Regions from separate parts of the Homo sapiens genome. Here region 2 is linked to region 1. A link is an interaction called in ENCODE POLR2A ChIA-PET data of the cell type or tissue named here. Cell type or tissue: PC-9. All regions are shown on one strand.

Region 1 (5,000 bases):
TGAGCCACCACGTCCACCCAAGATTAGTTGCAAAAGTGTTTTCAATAATGGCAGCATCAATGGACTAACTTTAATCCTCCCCTTGGCTCAGTTTTTAGAACTTTCTCTTTTTTTAATCCATACTCACTCCCTTGGCAATCTCATCCAGCTTCATAGCTTAAAATCTCACACATATGTTTGGTCCAGCCAGCTTTTCTGAACTCTAAACTCCAGTGGCCTCCTACGTATCTCCATTTGTATGTCTAAAAGGCAACTCATACTTAACGTGTCTGAAAATGAGTTCCTGGTCTTCTTCTCCAAATCTGTTCCCTGGCACATCTTCTCTATCTCAGTAAATGGTCGTTGCATTCTTCCAGGTGCTCAAACTAAAAACATACTTACTTCTTTCTCTTACAGTCTACATCCAAACTGTCAGCAAATGCTGTTGGCTCTATCAACAAAATAGATCTAGAATTCAACCACTTTTCACCATTTCTACCTCTGTCCTCTGTCCCATGCACCATCAAGTCTAGTCTGAATTATTGCAATAGGATTCTAAATGGTCCCCCTGCCTCTTCCCTCACCCTCCTTCCCTCTTTGGTCTTTTATTAACACACAAGCCAGAGTAATCGTACTAAAAATAGATAATATCACCCCACCACTTAAAATCTCAAAATCTCCAATGGCTTTTTTTTTTCTTTTTTCTTTTTTCTTTTTTTTTGAGATGGAGTTTCACTCTTTTGCCCAGGCTGGAGTGAAGTGGCACGATCTCGGCTCACTGCAACCTCCGCCCTCCGGGGTTCACGTTATTCTCATGCCTCCGCCTCCCGAGTAGCTGGAATTTCAGGCACCTGCCACCACGCCCAGCTAATTTTTGTATTTGTAGTAGAGACAGGGTTTCACCATGTTGGCCAGGCTGGTCTCAAACTCCTGACCTCAGGTGATTCACCAGCCTCGGCCTCCCAAGGTGCTAGGATTATAGGCATGAGCCACCATGCCTGGCCTCCAATGGCTTCTAATATCACCCAGACTAAAAACAAATGACTTTATAAGTAAGCCCTGAATAACATATGGTTCAAATTGGGGCTCCTTTGAGGGAATGCTAAAAATAATGAACAGGATTGAATTGATCTAGGCATAAGTTTGAGTCATCCTGGGCACCTCTTTTTGAGGGCCCGCATGCCCACACCTGCCCATCACTCTGATCTCACCTACTACACTGCACCTGGACCCCTTAGCTTTGGTATCAACCTCCTCGCAGACTGGAAGGTGCCAGGCGGACTTCCTCAAGGCCTTTGCTCTTCTCTATGTATGTCCACAACTCACCTCTACTTTCCTTTGGGTCCTTATTCGAACGTCTCAATGAGGCTTTCTCGGGGAGCCCCATCTCAACATAAGCCTCTTCTCCCCATAGCACCCATCTCTGCTTTATTTTTTTTTCCTTTGCACTTATCACTATGTAGCATTCTACATATTTTACTTATTTACTTTATTTAGCACCTTACATTTAAAATATGATGCAAGGTGAAATATTAATACATTAGATGACTTCATTAGAAATACTACTTAAAGTAGGTACTAACTAGATAAAAAGTACCTTCCCTCCCCGCAAAAACCAAACCAATCAAATAACAAAGCATGCTAAGTGGTACTGAAGAACTGTGATGTTCATTCCCATACAGCTTATTTTAAATGATCTTGGATAACACTAAGTGCAAAGAGCCTTCACTTGTTATATATACTTCTTCTATCTAATGTAAAAGCAGTAACTTTATTATGCAAAGTGCATACCACCATATTACAAATTATCAGTAGACTATATGTTGTATACAATACCTACTGATTACCAGGGAAATTTAGTTTTAGTTTTTCTCTCTTTTTTTTTTTAAAAAAAAAAGATTGGCATTATAATAAAGTCTAATCATATAAATAACTTCAAGGCAAATTAATCATCCCAGCTCTGGAATAGGTTAGCTCAATAATTTTAGCTATTATTTGACTCTGTGTTATTTCAACTCACTAGGTTTCAGTTTCTTTGTCTGTAAAACAGAGTTAATATTGGTGCTTAACTAAGGAGCTTCTTGTGAGAATAAGGGATGCAGCGCACTGGGAGCACCTGGCAGGTGGGAAGGCTTCAACAGCTATTAGCAGCCATCATGACTTGTAACTACTGCTACTGTGGAGATAGGCATGAACAGATTTCGCCAGTTGAAGACTACAAGTAGTTAACTGAACAGTCATGCTTAGAAAGCATTCCTACTCATATAAGACTTTGTTTTATCTTTTGAGAAATTCTAAATATTGCTTAACATATCATAAATGTAAATGCCCATAAAACCCCGATTAAGTAATTTATCATTTTCTGCACACTTGTGCCATACTGACTTTATCACAAGGTATTGAAACACAGCCCTTTCCATGGCCTAGAGACAAATGAATACTTGGATCTTGAAAGGCATATTATCTACACCACATATTTGGGGGATTAAGCATGCACTATCTCATATAATTTAATGAATCAGTCCATAAGTTATCATGTTTACTCTCTCACCCAGTAGGTTGTAAGGAGTGTGAAGGAACGGAATGTGTATAGTTTTTGTATCTTTCATGCTACTTGACTTGGCACAAAGGCATTTCAACTTAGTATAGTGGAAATAGCACTGGGCTAGAAGTCAGGAAACACAGATTTCAGCTGAGTAATTGAAGACAAGTCACTTCAACTATCTTTAGGCTGCAGATTACTCATGAGTAATATTCTTTTCCATTAACAACATTTAGATTCCTTTTCAAATGCTCTCATTCTAAGGAACACTAGCAAAAGGGGTTTTTATCAATGAATGTTGGTTTAATTAATATCCAACATCATTTTCCCATACCTTAAAACATACCATTACTGAGGCTTGGTTCCAAGATGGCTGAATAGGAACAGCTCCAGTCTACAGCTCCCAGTGTGAGTGACACAGAAGACGGGTGATTTCTGCATTTCCAACTGAGGTACCGGGTTCATCTCACTGGGGCTTGTTGGACAGTGGGTGCAGGACAGTGGGTGCAGCGCACTGAGCATGAGCCAAAGCAGGGCGAGGCATCGCCTCACCCAGGAAGCACAAAGGGTCAGGGAATTCCCTTTCCTAGCCAAGGGAAGCTGTGACAGATGGCACCTGGAAAATCGGGTCACTCCCACCCTAATATTGCGCTTTTCCAATGGTCTTAGCAAACGGCACACCAGGAGATTATATCCCGTGCATGGCTCAGAGGGTCCCACGCCCACAGAGCCTCACTCATTGCTAGCACAGCAGTCTGAGATCGAACTGCAAGGCGGCAGCCAGGCTGGGGGAGGGGTGCCCGCTATTGCTGAGGCTTGAGTAGGTAAACAAAGCAGCTGGGAAGCTTGAACTGGGTGGAGCCCATTGCACCTCAAGGAGGCCTGCCTGCCTCTGCAGATTCCACCTCTGGGGGCAGGGCATAGCCGAATAAAAGGCAGCAGAAACCTCTGCAGACTTAAATGTCCCTGTCTGACAGCTTTGAAGAGAGTAGTGGTTCTCCCAGCACGGAGTTTGAGATCTGAGAATGGACAGCCTGCCTCCTGAGTAGCCTAACTGGGAGGCACCCCCCAGTAGGGGCAGACTGACAACTCACACGGCCGGGTACTCCTCTGAGACAAAACTTCCAGAGGAACGATCGGGCAGCAACATTTGCTGTTCAGCAATATTCGCTGTTCTGTAGCCTCCGCTGCTGACACCCAGGCAAACAGGGTCTGGAGTAGACCTCCAGCAAACTCCAACAGACCTGCAGCTGAGGGTCCTGACTGTTAGAAGGAAAGCTAACAAACAGAAAGGACATCCACACCAAAACCCCATCTGTACATCACCATCATCAAAGACCAAAGGTAGATAAAACCACAAAGATGGGGAAAAAACAGAGGAGAAAAACTGGAAGTTCTAAAAATCAGAACACCTCTCCTCCTCCAAAGGAACGCAGCTCCTCACCAGCAACAGAACAAAGCTGGATGGAGAATGACTTTGATGAGTTGAGAGAAGAAGGCTTCAGACGACCAAACTTCTCCGAGCTAAAGGAGGAAGTTCGAACCCATCGCAAAGAAGTTAAAAACCTTGGAAAAAGATTAGACGAATGGCTAACTAGAATAACCAATGTAGAGAAGTCCTTAAATGACCTGATGGAGCTGAAAACCGTGGCATGAGAACTACGTGACACATGCATAAGCTTCAGTAGCCGATTCGATCAACTGGAAGAAAGGATATCAGTGATTGAAGATCAAATGAGTGAAATGAAGCGAGAAGAGAAGTTTAGAGAAAAAGGAATTAAAAGAAACGAACAAAGCCTCCAAGAAATATGGGACTATGTGAAAAGATCAAATCTACATCTGATTGGTGTGCCTGAAAGTGATGGGGAGAATGGAACCAGGTAAGAAAACACTCTGCAGGATATTATCCAGGAGAACTTCCCCAACCTAGCAAGGCAGGCCAACATTCAAATTCAGGAAATACAGAGAACACCAAAAAGATACTCCTCGAGAAGAGCAACTCCAAGACACATAATTGTCAGATTCCCCAAAGTTGAAATGAAGGAAAAAATGTTAAGAGCAGCCAGAGAGAAAGGTCAGGTTACCCACAAAGGGAAGTCCATCAGAGTAACAGCTGATCTCTTGGTGGAAACTCTGCAAGCCAGAAGAGAGTGGGGGCAAATATTCAACATTCTTAAAGAAAAGAATTTTCAACCTAGAATTTCATATCCAGCCAAACTAAGCTTCATAAGTGAAGAAGAAATAAAATCCTTTACAGACAAGCAAATGCTGAGAGATTTTGTCACCACCAGGCCTGCCCTACAAGAGCTCCTGAAGGAAGCACTAAACATGGAAAGGAACAACCAGTACCAGCCACTGCAAAAACATGCCAAATTGTAAAGACCATCAATGCTAGGAAGAAACTGCATCAACTAAACAGCAAAATAACCAGCTAACATCATAATGACAGGATCAAATTCACACATAACAATATTAACCT
Region 2 (5,000 bases), 110 kb before region 1:
AAAGGATTTGCCTAAGCTATTAACAGAGATGATCTCTGGGGGATAGAAATGTGAAATTTAAAAATTTCCCCTAAACGTCTCCCCTCCCCTCCCCTTCCCTCCCCTCTCCTTCTGTTCTTCCTTTTTCTTTCTTTTTTTTTTTTTTTGACAGGGTCTCACTCTGTCACCCAGGCTGACGTGCAGTGGCACCATCTGAACTCTGTAGCCTCCACCTCCCTAGGCTCAGGTAATCCTCCCACCTCTGCCTTCTGAGTAGCTGGGACAACAGGCTCATGCCACTAAACCTGGCTAATTTTTGTATTTTCTGTTAGAGATGGGGTTTCACCATGTTGCCCAGGCTGCCCTCGAACTCCTAGGCTCAAGCAATCCACCCACCTCAACCTCCCAAAGTGCTGGGATTACAGGTGTGAACCACTGCACCCTGCTAAAAGATTATTAAAAGAAACTCATCCTAAACTTCAAAAAAGCTATTATGGTGTTTTCAGAAAAAGAGAAAAAGGAAAATAATGACACAGAGAGGTTTCAAACACTGGAGAGTACAATGTAAAATGAATGAAAAGGCATTTAAATTATAAAAGGCAACCTTAACTTCTGCATGAAAAAGAATCTCAATATTTAATTAACAGACTAGTTAAAAATATAATAGCCTTAAATTGTTTGTATAATGTCTAAAATAATAAACTCCTCATTTAAAAATACAATAATCAATTTTTAAGAAACTTCAAGGTTAGGGCTGGATGCAGTGGCTCTCGCCTGTAATCCCAGTGCTTTGGGAGGCCGAGGTGGGAGGACTGCTTGAGGCCAGGAGTTTGAGACCAGTTTGAGACCATAGCAAGACCCTGTCTACAAAAACACAAACAAACAAAAATTAGCTGGGTTTGGTGGCATGTCTATAGTCCTAGCTACTCAAGAGGCTGAGGCGGGAGGATTGCTTGAGCCTGGGAGGTCGAGGCTGCAGTGAGCAGTGATAGTACCACCACTCTAGCCTGGGCAACAGAGCAGAGAACCCTGTCTTTAAAAAAAGAAAAAAAAAGAAAGAAATCAATCTCAGGGTTAAGTCTAGTATTTTTACATGAATTTACTTTGAAACTACAAATAGAATAAACAGGAATTTACCATTAAAGTATAAATATAAGTTAAATTGATAAAAACAATACTGAATAAAACCATAAATTATGAAGCAGCATCACACCAAAAACAAATATGCAAAACAATGTTCTTTTATACCTCTTATTAGCATTTATATTTTATTTTCCTATCTCTAGGGTTTTGACATCTACTTTGCTACACGTCTGAGAACACGAAGTTTATTTTGTATCCATAGAAAAAGAAGATACAATACTTTAGTGCTAGTTTTGGTGTTCTAAAATATATGACTGATGAATGAGTAAATGTATGCATGAATTAAGAATGAATGAATATGCAGGGATACCCAATAGGATTGTTTCTTTTCCAAAGTAGCCAAGGAAGCAGGTTGGCGTGTAAGGTTTCAGTTTTCTTATCAGCTTTCTTTGGCCTTGGCTGTTGAACTTGTAAAAATGGAAAAACAAAGTAAAATGAAAGAGTGTCTGGTTTTGCTTTGGCAAGTTCCAGTCTTTTCTTCAAAGCAAGTAAACATGTTTTCAAGAATTCTTTAAATAATTGCGCTTATGTTTTCAATTGTGATGAACTCAGTTGATTCTTTGACTTGGCTTGGCAGAAACCTGATTAGGAAGTATAGTTCACTTCCTGGAGGGTGGCTCACATGGTCAAAGCTTTTGTTTTTAATGTCTCACTAAACTGGGCAGACTTTTTTTTTCTTTTGCCAAGACAGTAGGAAAGCTCTTATAAGAGATGCCTCTAAGCACAAATCACTGGGAAATAGAACTTACATGAATTATTTTTAGTGTCCTGTATTCAAAGCTCAGGATTCTTATTACTTCAATTTGTTCTTTGGAATTTTATTTATGTATTTTTAATTTCTTTTGAGATAGGGTCTTGCTCTGTTTGCCCAGGCTGGAGTGCAGTGGCTCAATCATGGCTCACTGCAGTTTTGACCTCCCCGGCTCAAGTGATCCTCCTACCTCAGCCTTCCAAGTAGTTGGGACTACAGGAATTTGCCACCACACCCAGCTAATTATTTAAAAAATTTTTTGTGGATACTGGGTCTCACTATGTTGTCCAAACTGGTCTTGAACTCCTGGGCTCAAGCTATCCTCCCACCTTGGCCTCCTAAAGTACTGAGATTACAGGCGTGAACCACCATGCCCAGTCTATTTATTTATTTATATAATTTAAAACATTATTTTTCACAGTTTCCTTATTAAAATCTAAATTAATTTAAATATATTATTGAAAGGGTAGAAAAGGATGTGAGAGATTGGTCAACACTTGGCCAAAATCAAAAGTTCTGTATCAATGTTGAGTTTGTTTAGACTGAGGGGATATTTTATTGTTAGTTTATGCTCTCTTTCTCTTTCTCTCTCAGTTATCTGCTTCTCTCAAATTTATTAATCAATCAAAGACCGCAAAAGACTTTGTTTTTTTGAGATGGAGTCTTGCTCTGTCACCCAGGCTGGAGTACAGTGGTGCGATCTCAGCTCACTGCAACCTCTGCCTCCTGGGTTCAAGTGATTCTCCTGCCTCAGCCTCCTGGGTAGCTGGGACTACAGGCACATACCACCATACTGGGCTAATTTTTGTATTTTTAGTAGAGATGGGGTTTCACTGTGTTGGCCAGGTTGGGCACAAAAGACTTCTTATTAATGTAACAATGAGTTTATATGGGGAAGGAATAAACTCATATAAACAATGAGTTTATATGGGGAAGAACATAAATAATGCACCTGTTTCATCAGTGCCGCTAAGACACAGATGACAATCACACAAGCAGGGAGATGCAGAGGATTTTTTGAATTATGATTTGTTTTATTAGAACCTGCTAAGTATTATGTTACCATTATCTGGGTACTAATGGTAGGTATTGAAGATACTATGATCAAAAGCCTAAATCCCATCCTCAAATTTGATGAGGGAGACAGAGAAATAAGCAGCTTATAACCCAGGATAACCATGCGCTTGGGGCAAGAACCCCTGTGCTTATTTATTTGTCTTCACTTCTGCTATAACATTTAAAGGTGCAAATCAAATTTCTCTCCATTTCAAGTTGCTCTAAAATCCTACAGTTTTTGTTTTGTTTATTTCTGCTGTTTCTAATTTGAAACCAGAAATATCATTTCATGAAAAACAAGATGATGAGAACTTGAGAACTGTTTTCTCTCCAAGAGAAACAGATGCTTTTCAAGCAATAGTCGAAATGAATTCAATATTATTTCCACAGATGGAATTTTGCATTTGAACTTCCTTTGGGAACAGGTTCTACTGTAATAGGACCTAGCTTTCAGATAAAGAGTAAGTGGCAGATAAATTCATGAAAGTGCTTTCTATGCAACTGGCACCTGGAACCAATCTGAGCCTCCTCTTTTAGGATAGAGAGTATTATATTTCTGGATTTTAAAATATTAAACTTTTATAGAGCACATGGAAGAGAAATAATTTTTCGATGTTAGTTCAAAGAATTCCATTTGGATTTTCCGCAGGAGTCAGATGGTGAAAGGGAGAGATGTTCTTGCTGAGTTTGTTTATGTTGTGCTTCAGAGGATGTAAGACAAGCAGCAAATCAGCAGAGACAAGGTAGGTACTAAGATAGGAAAGTCTAATACTCACCAGGATTGAGGATTGGACAAGTGCATCCTCTGTCCGTCCATGATTCTGGATATAATGTTCGCTTTCCTCGGAAAATCTTCAGTTTGGTAGATTTTAAGACCTTTTTAATCTTCACATTGACCTCAACATGAGTACCTTTATCATGAGCTGATAAAATCTTTATTTTTAGCACTGTTAACACAGAAGTCAAAATGCATAGAATTTCATATTATCATTTGAAGTTTGAATAACACTCAAGTATGCATTTCAGAATATAATGGAAAGGTGAATTGATGATGAGGATGTGAAAATTTGCTTTAAAAATCATTAGGCATTAACTTGGATGGAGTTAGAAGCCATTATTCTAAGGAAAGTAACTCAGGAATGGAAAAGCAAACCTCATTATATTCTCATTTGTAAGTGGGAGCTAAGCTATGAGGATGCAAAGACCTAAGAATGATATAATATACTTTGGGGACTCAGGGGGAAGAGAGGGGATAAGGGATAAAAGACTATATATTGGGTACAGTGTACACTGCTTGGATGATGGGTGTACTAAAATCTCAGAAATCACCACTAAAGAACTCATCCATGTAACCAAAAACCACCTGTTCCCCCAAAACTATTGAAATAAAATAAAATAAAAATACTGAATTAAAAAAATCATAGGCTCATTCAGTTTTGCACTGGCTTTATCTCGTTTATCTATATTAACTATATTCTTATTTGTTAGGCAATTTCAAATGTGACTCCCTCCAATATCATTATCCTAAGAGAATATCAACCATTTGCCTATTGCAATTATAATCTTAAATACATTCAGCTACCACATCTAAACAGAGAGAGGAAACATAGGAAGTAGAATTATCCTGGCTTTTATTTAGGTTCTGACTATATTATTCTTTTGTGGCTGATTGTGTTTAATGTTATGATAGAGAGAAAAATGCTACTCCTAGAATATATTTTGCATATTCCAAAGAGATTATATAATATGATTGACTACTTAATATTCTTCTCCTGGAATAAAATGCAAGCTGACTGGAGTTAGGGAAGCTGTCCCTTAATGGGTGTCCAACCTCTTGACTTCCCTGGGCCACACTGGACCACACATAAAGTACACTAACACTAATGATAGCTGATGAACTGAAACAAAAAGTCTGTGCATAATTTTTGTGATATCCGCCACCACAGATAAACCAAAAAGTCTTCACATTCAAAGGGCTGGACACCCATGCATGATGATGGAGCTCCAGTATTCTGTATGACTTATGATTCTATTACGCCCTCCCATTGATGAAATTGATATGGCTGGGGAT

Evidence for each region. ChIA-PET counts read pairs that join two places held together with the same protein. Peaks named below come from ENCODE experiments on the same cell type or tissue, not always from the same donor. Only the 100,000 strongest peaks of a DNase experiment are listed, where the experiment ranks them.
Region 2: POLR2A ChIA-PET joins it to region 1 with 7 read pairs; 1 of 35 experiments calls an interaction of 5 or more read pairs at or near these places.

What each region holds. Positions count from the first base shown.
Region 1 is chr12:95,772,321-95,777,320 of GRCh38, forward strand. The region is part of intron 2 of NTN4 (netrin 4); the gene reads right to left. Among named protein-coding and RNA genes, the nearest start is that of NTN4, 16 kb to the right of the region's middle. In PC-9, no CTCF peak of the experiment used is centred here; a DNase peak (open chromatin) is centred at 2,471; H3K27ac peaks cover 986 bases.
Region 2 is chr12:95,662,105-95,667,104 of GRCh38, forward strand. It overlaps NTN4 (netrin 4), which reads right to left. Exons shown (of 10, transcript NM_021229.4): 9 at 3,706-3,876. It also overlaps the pseudogene PGAM1P5. Among named protein-coding and RNA genes, the nearest start is that of USP44, 110 kb to the left of the region's middle. In PC-9, no CTCF peak of the experiment used is centred here; no DNase peak of the experiment used is centred here; H3K27ac peaks cover 940 bases.